Regions from separate parts of the Homo sapiens genome. Here region 2 is linked to region 1. A link is an interaction called in ENCODE POLR2A ChIA-PET data of the cell type or tissue named here. Cell type or tissue: Panc1. All regions are shown on one strand. Each heading gives the region's core, and the rest is flanking DNA. Links, peaks and the distances in the headings are about the cores only. Region 1 overlaps LINC01237 (long intergenic non-protein coding RNA 1237). Region 2 holds the start of LOC105373980 (a long non-coding RNA gene).

Region 1 (2,910 bases), core at 230-2,729:
GAATGGTGTGATTTATGCAAAGATTGTGCTGAATTATTTAAAGCATTCTCTATTTAAAGAACAGAGAATATTTAATTAGCATTCTGCTGTGCTTAATTGAAGACTCACAAATCAATTAAAACTGCTTACCTTTTGGCAGTTCAGTAACTTCACAGAAACCTCCCAGGAAATGCATCCTATTCACAGCTGGGTTCATCCTATACCCAGCGACCTGTGGCCAGTGTGGCGCTGTGATTAGAGGCGGCTCAGCGCCTTCAGAGGAGCGGCCTGGCTGTGCGCACATTAGAGAAAGGCTTCCATCGTCGTTGGTCCTCTTTCTCACAGGGACTCTGGGGTCTTGGTGCCGGGAGATGCAACCGCCTCTGGCAGCCCGGCTTCATTTTAGGGACAGTGACTATGGAGAAACCCAGGTCTGACCCATTTTCTCCAGAGGGGAGGGAGCCACAGGGAAAGGCCCCTTGTTGCTCTGTTGGCCCTGAGTGCCTCCCAGGAAAGGTCAGAGCACAGACTCAGCCCTGGGAGGGCCGAGAGATCCCGCTGGACCCTGCCCTCCTCGACACTCTGGACAAGATGCAGAGAGTGGGGTCCTGGCAGCAAGATCCCGTGGGAGTGGGGCCTTGGAGCTCAGGGCCAGACCGAGGGGGTGCTCATTGCTGGCTCTGGCCTACAGACACGTTGACATTGGCACCACACGGGCCAACTGAAACCCTAAGAGAAAACCCAGCGTCCCCTGGCCAGAGCCACCAGAGGACAGAGCTCCCAATGAGCCCAGCTGCTAGAAAAGAAGGTGGAGTCCCAGGCAGAAGAGTTCTTCAGGCTGAATGGAAATGATTCCAGAGGGAAATGCAGATATGAAGAAGGAGATAAAGAGCTCCAGAAATGGCAAATAGCAGGGTGAGCCTACGCGACTTCTCTAACGGAAGAAATTACCTTTAAAACACACGTGCAGGCTTAGAGCAAAAGAAACCGTGCCATAAGGTGTGAGTAAGTGAAGTGCCTGTGACACCCACAGATCAGAGAAGCAGAGGCCTCCGGGATGGCAAGGCAAGGTTGCCGCATTTCATATGAAGTGCACAATCATCATAAAAGAATGCATTAAATATACATATGTATGCATTCAAATTACACTAACATCACATATATCCATTAGACTTTATCAAAATTAAAATCTTCTGTTCATCCACATAAAACGATGTCACTTACTGCAAAAAATATTCTCAAATATTTATCCAAGTGCTGAGATCCAGAATAAGTAACCCCTAAAATTTCATAATAAAACAACTTGGTGAAACAACGGTCAAAGGATTTGAACACTTCGCCAAATGATGGCAAATAAACACAAGAAAAAGTGCTCGACAGACTCGAGCACCAGGAAGATGCGTCGTAAACACCAACAAAAACCACCACACACACCCACAGTAGCCAAAATCTATAAAACTGGTGGCACCAAACGTGAGGGAGGATGTGGCCCACCCAGCACTGTTGCTGTGCATTCTTGGTGAGAACACCTAAGACGTCCCCTCAATGGGATTAGAAAACCACAAGGCAGGCAGGTCAGCTGCTGCACTGCACACCACAGCGGCTGGTGAACTCTGCACACAGCGGTGGGCCGTCAACTGAAACCACAACAGGCAGCGAGCAGCTCTCAAAATGAAGGCATTCCGTGGAGAACAGCAGTGGATTATCAACCAGGATGTGTGAGCCATGACAGACCACAGGCATTCCCTGGGAGGCTGGGGCAAGAGGAAGCTTTTAAAGGCAAAAGAAGCTTGAGGAAGCGGTTCTGAAACAAAACTTACCAGCCTGAGAGGCTCATTGCAGGGGCTGGCGATGACTCATTGGAAACACTGACAGCTGCTGGGAGACGTCCTCATAGAAGCAACTTCTGAGCAACGTTAAGCCTGGCATTCCAGTCAAAACCTGGTAATATAACCAATATTTTCCATTGTATGCTGCTGTGAAGAGAACAGGCTCTTATTGAACTTACACAAATGACTGTATTGCCAAAAACATAATCATACTCACAAATAGTTCACAAATTTTGGAGAGATAAGGTAGGGAAAGAAGCCTATGTTTCAATTTTTGTTCACAAAGTTATACTTTACCAAATTGGTGTAAATTATAGATAGCTTAAGAAAACTATTTTCCTTAAACCTGGAAAACAAAACATTAAAATAGAGAACCAAAAATATTTTAAATTAAAACTGTAAAAACCCATCATTCCTTTTCGTCAATTCATTCAGTCCCATGTAATTAATTCTCATTCTGCTTGATCTAGGTTAGCAGATTTATGAACCCATCAGTTTCTTCAACAGAGTCCCAAAAATATCTACTTTCTCCAACGGTATGATCTTAAAGGTATCAGCAATCAGAGTTCAAGAGGACTGCCAAAGTCATTTCATTAGAAGCAATTTGGACTGTAGTTGATTGCAAAAGCTTTTAGAGAAACATCAAAACAATAATTTGGATTTGGATCTTTACATGGATGACAAAAACATAGACGGGTCATGGTTAAAAGTCTGATGAGAGTTCATTATAATGAGAAATTGACAAGGAACTTTGGTTATTTCCATAGCATAGAACATTTTAACACAATAATTAGAACTACTACTGATAACATTATACCAAGATATATCAGATATTTAAGAATTTTATACAAATTTTGGAATACACTAATACTGTATCCATACAAATATAACTTAAAGAATGGTTAAGGCCGGGCGCAGTGGCTCACTCCTGTAATCCCAGCACTTTGGGAGGCCGAGGCAAGCCGATCATGGGGTCAGGAGATCGAGACCATCCTGGCTAACAAGGTGAAACCCCGTCTCTACTAAAAATACAAAAAAATTAGCTGGGTGTGGTGGTGGGCACCTGTAGTCCCAGCTACTCGAGAGGCTGAGGCAGGAGAAT
Region 2 (2,910 bases), core at 111-2,610, 73 kb before region 1:
AATTCCCGCTGAGCTCTCCCTCCTGTGGGCTCTGCACCTCTCTCCTCCTCACATTAGGTCACGTGTGTGTCTGTAACTGTACGTGGGGTGCATGGACACAGATGACCCTTCAGCCAGGGCCACTATCTGGGGTGCAAACCACTGGCTGCCGTCCAAGTGGGGAACGGCCTCTTGGGTCCATCCTCCCCGGGAAGAAAACTCAACAGTGGCGTTTCAAGTTTTGCTACATCTGAGCAGCCTCAGCCCTGCAGGCTGGATTCACTTTCTGCAGACTCAGCGGCCCCAGGTGTCTGGGGCCCCTCTGTCCTCTGTGGGTCTCAATTTTCTGTGTGGGATGTTCCTCGTTCGCACCCTCTCTGCTTCAGTTGGCTGGTGGAATGAACCCCATTGACTTTTATTCTCTAAAAGGTTGGATTCATCTTTGCTGAGTCAACAACTGAGGAGAACAAAACTCCAGAGAGAAACCGGAATTAGAGCTGGGAGTTTAGCCGGGCACGGTGGCTCACACCTGTAATCTCAGCACTTTGGGAGGCCGAGGCAAAAATTAGCTGGGTGTGGTGACACCCACCTGCAGTCCTAGCTACTCTGTAGGCTAAGGCAGGAGAATTGCTTGAACCTGGAAGGTGGAGGTTGCAGTGAGATTGCACCACTGCACTCCAGCCTGGGCGACAGAGTGAGACTCTGTCTCAAAACAAACAAACAAACAAGAGCTGGGAGTGCATTGTCCCAGCGCCTCCAGGCTGTAATTAGGACGCCTGGCAGGGGTCAAGGTTGTCAGTCTCCAAAGCTCCAGCCAGTGTGTCTGTCCTTCAAAAGCACTGGTCCCAGTGCCACAGTGACCATCTGAAGTGGTGACAGTGGCCAGGCTGTGGCCAACGGGACTCCCCACCCCCACCATAAACTTTTGCCTTTTCCTTCCCTTTTCAAGTGGGCCTTAAAGCACTTCTGGAAATTAAAGGTTGATTTAGGATATCGACTCTCAGCCCTGATTTCCATACCTGATCAAAGGCTTCCCTGTAGGGTGCCGTGAGCTTGGGCTGTCTGGGCACCTGCAGGCCCTGGGGGTCACATGTCACGGGGAGGAGGGAGGCCTCAGTCCCCGGGGTGAAGGGACACACCCACCCACCCTGGTCTCCGAAGCTCTTCCCTCTCCCCATCTCCAGGGTGGAGAGGCAGTGAGTCGGGGATACGATGGCGGAAGGGGAGGCGACCTCCCTCTGGGATTCGAATCCAGCCCTCCCACCTGGCAGTCATGGGACCTCCCTAAGCGGTTTAACTGCCAAGTCCCAGATCCCATCTGTGAAGCCAGGTGATAAAAGCTGTGGGTCACTGGGTCTCCTGGGTTCCCAGAGGTGCCCATGGCCGTCTCTAGAACAGCAGCTCCCCGTGGGTGGCACCTGTGTTCCCAGGCACAGTCCCGCCTGGATGCCTCCAGCCCACCTGGAGCTGTGAATGAACCAGCACCTTTCCCGCCTCCTTCCAGCCCTCCGACCATGGCCTCTCGCAGGACCCCTGGGAATCACCCTCATCTGTCACTGTTTCCCCACCGGGACCCACCACCGAGGCTACCAGGGAAAAGCCACAGGATTTGTTTGCATCTGGGGAGGCAGCTCCACCTTCCTGGCATGAATGGTCACTAATGATTGGACTTTGTCAGCCTGCAAGGCAGGAAGGAGATTTACTCTCCACAGACTGGACAGTCCTTAGCTTTGTGCTTGCCACATAAATGGCATTTAATACATGCTCCCTGGACTCAGCACCACTCCTGAAGGCCTGTATTGTGGTCAGCAGTTATCATTTCTTCCACAAATGAGCTCATTCTTCTCCTCTCAGGATCAACCCTTTCGCCTTCACTGAGGCATCAGACACCAGCATTCGGAGGGACACCCACTCCATCCTCTTCTCTCAGCTGCCTGTGGAAATTCCCATCTCAAACACGTGACTCCCCACAGAGTGGCACTCACTGATCACGGATCTTAACTTTAAAAGGTGAAAAATAAGTCAAGGCTTAAGGTAAAGTAACGGGAGGTGTGGATGTCTGAGCAATGCGGTGAACCGAGTCACGGGGCCGCGGAGATGTTCGCAGCTGGGACTTTCCAGGCCTCCCGAACGCAGAGCGCCCGAAGCCATCAGTGGCCACAGAGTGTGTTTCAGGTGTGATTTGGGGTCATTTATGCCAATTTTATTCTTCTTTTATTTCCATCTGGTTTTCTTTCTATAAATTGCATACGTCATGCATGCTACGTTTTATAGTCATCCGTGTGACATCCGTCTCGCACAGTGAGTTAAGGAGGACGTTCCGCTACAGCTGTACTTTTTACTCAGCAAAATAAAAAAAGAATAAAGATGAGCTTGAAACTCCTTTGGAATCACTACATTATCTGTTGCTTAGCAAAAGCAATCCATGAATAACACACATGTACACACATGATACACATTCATACACACACAAAAACACGTCTGCACATATGTGTATACATACACATAGAGACATAGGCACACATGCTCTGAAGGTCTGCATGGTGGAAAATTCTAGACATGTTCATTTCTACTTCCTGCCAAGCGCTGAAAACTTGGTGTGCCTGAAAAATCACTTGGCTTCTGTAACCAGATTTACCAAATTAAAAAATTAAAACTGTCCAAGTGTAGAGGCACTAGAGTTTTGTGTCATCATTATTTTTTGAACCACCAAACTTTTATGATGTTGTTGCATTTTTAACAATGCTTGAGTCAAATATCTCACGTAAAAAGAAAACTTCTAAAAAGAAAAAACAATCTAAAATCATGAAAATTTTTGAAAGCATAACCTGCAGTCTCTCCCTCCCCAAAATTGTGTGAATTTGTATGTCATGCATTGATTTCTTACAGTAGTCAGAATGTCAGCCGAATACCACAAAACACGTGTGTTTA

What was found. Peaks named below come from ENCODE experiments on the same cell type or tissue, not always from the same donor. Only the 100,000 strongest peaks of a DNase experiment are listed, where the experiment ranks them.
Region 2: POLR2A ChIA-PET joins it to region 1 with 6 read pairs; 3 of 35 experiments call an interaction of 5 or more read pairs at or near these places.

Annotation. Positions count from the first base shown.
Region 1 is chr2:241,964,937-241,967,846 of GRCh38, reverse strand. LINC01237 (long intergenic non-protein coding RNA 1237) reads right to left here. Exons shown (of 4, transcript NR_110220.1): 3 at 1,800-1,920. Among named protein-coding and RNA genes, the nearest start is that of LINC01238, 4.3 kb to the left of the region's middle. RefSeq lists an enhancer at 1,564-2,071. In Panc1, for the core only: no CTCF peak of the experiment used is centred there; a DNase peak (open chromatin) is centred at 1,756; H3K4me3 peaks cover 602 bases.
Region 2 is chr2:242,037,447-242,040,356 of GRCh38, reverse strand. The region is part of intron 3 of LINC01237 (long intergenic non-protein coding RNA 1237); the gene reads right to left. It overlaps LOC105373980 (a long non-coding RNA gene), which reads left to right and starts at 228. Exons shown (of 3, transcript XR_924086.3): 1 at 228-286; 2 at 1,164-1,309; 3 at 1,484-2,362. In Panc1, for the core only: no CTCF peak of the experiment used is centred there; no DNase peak of the experiment used is centred there.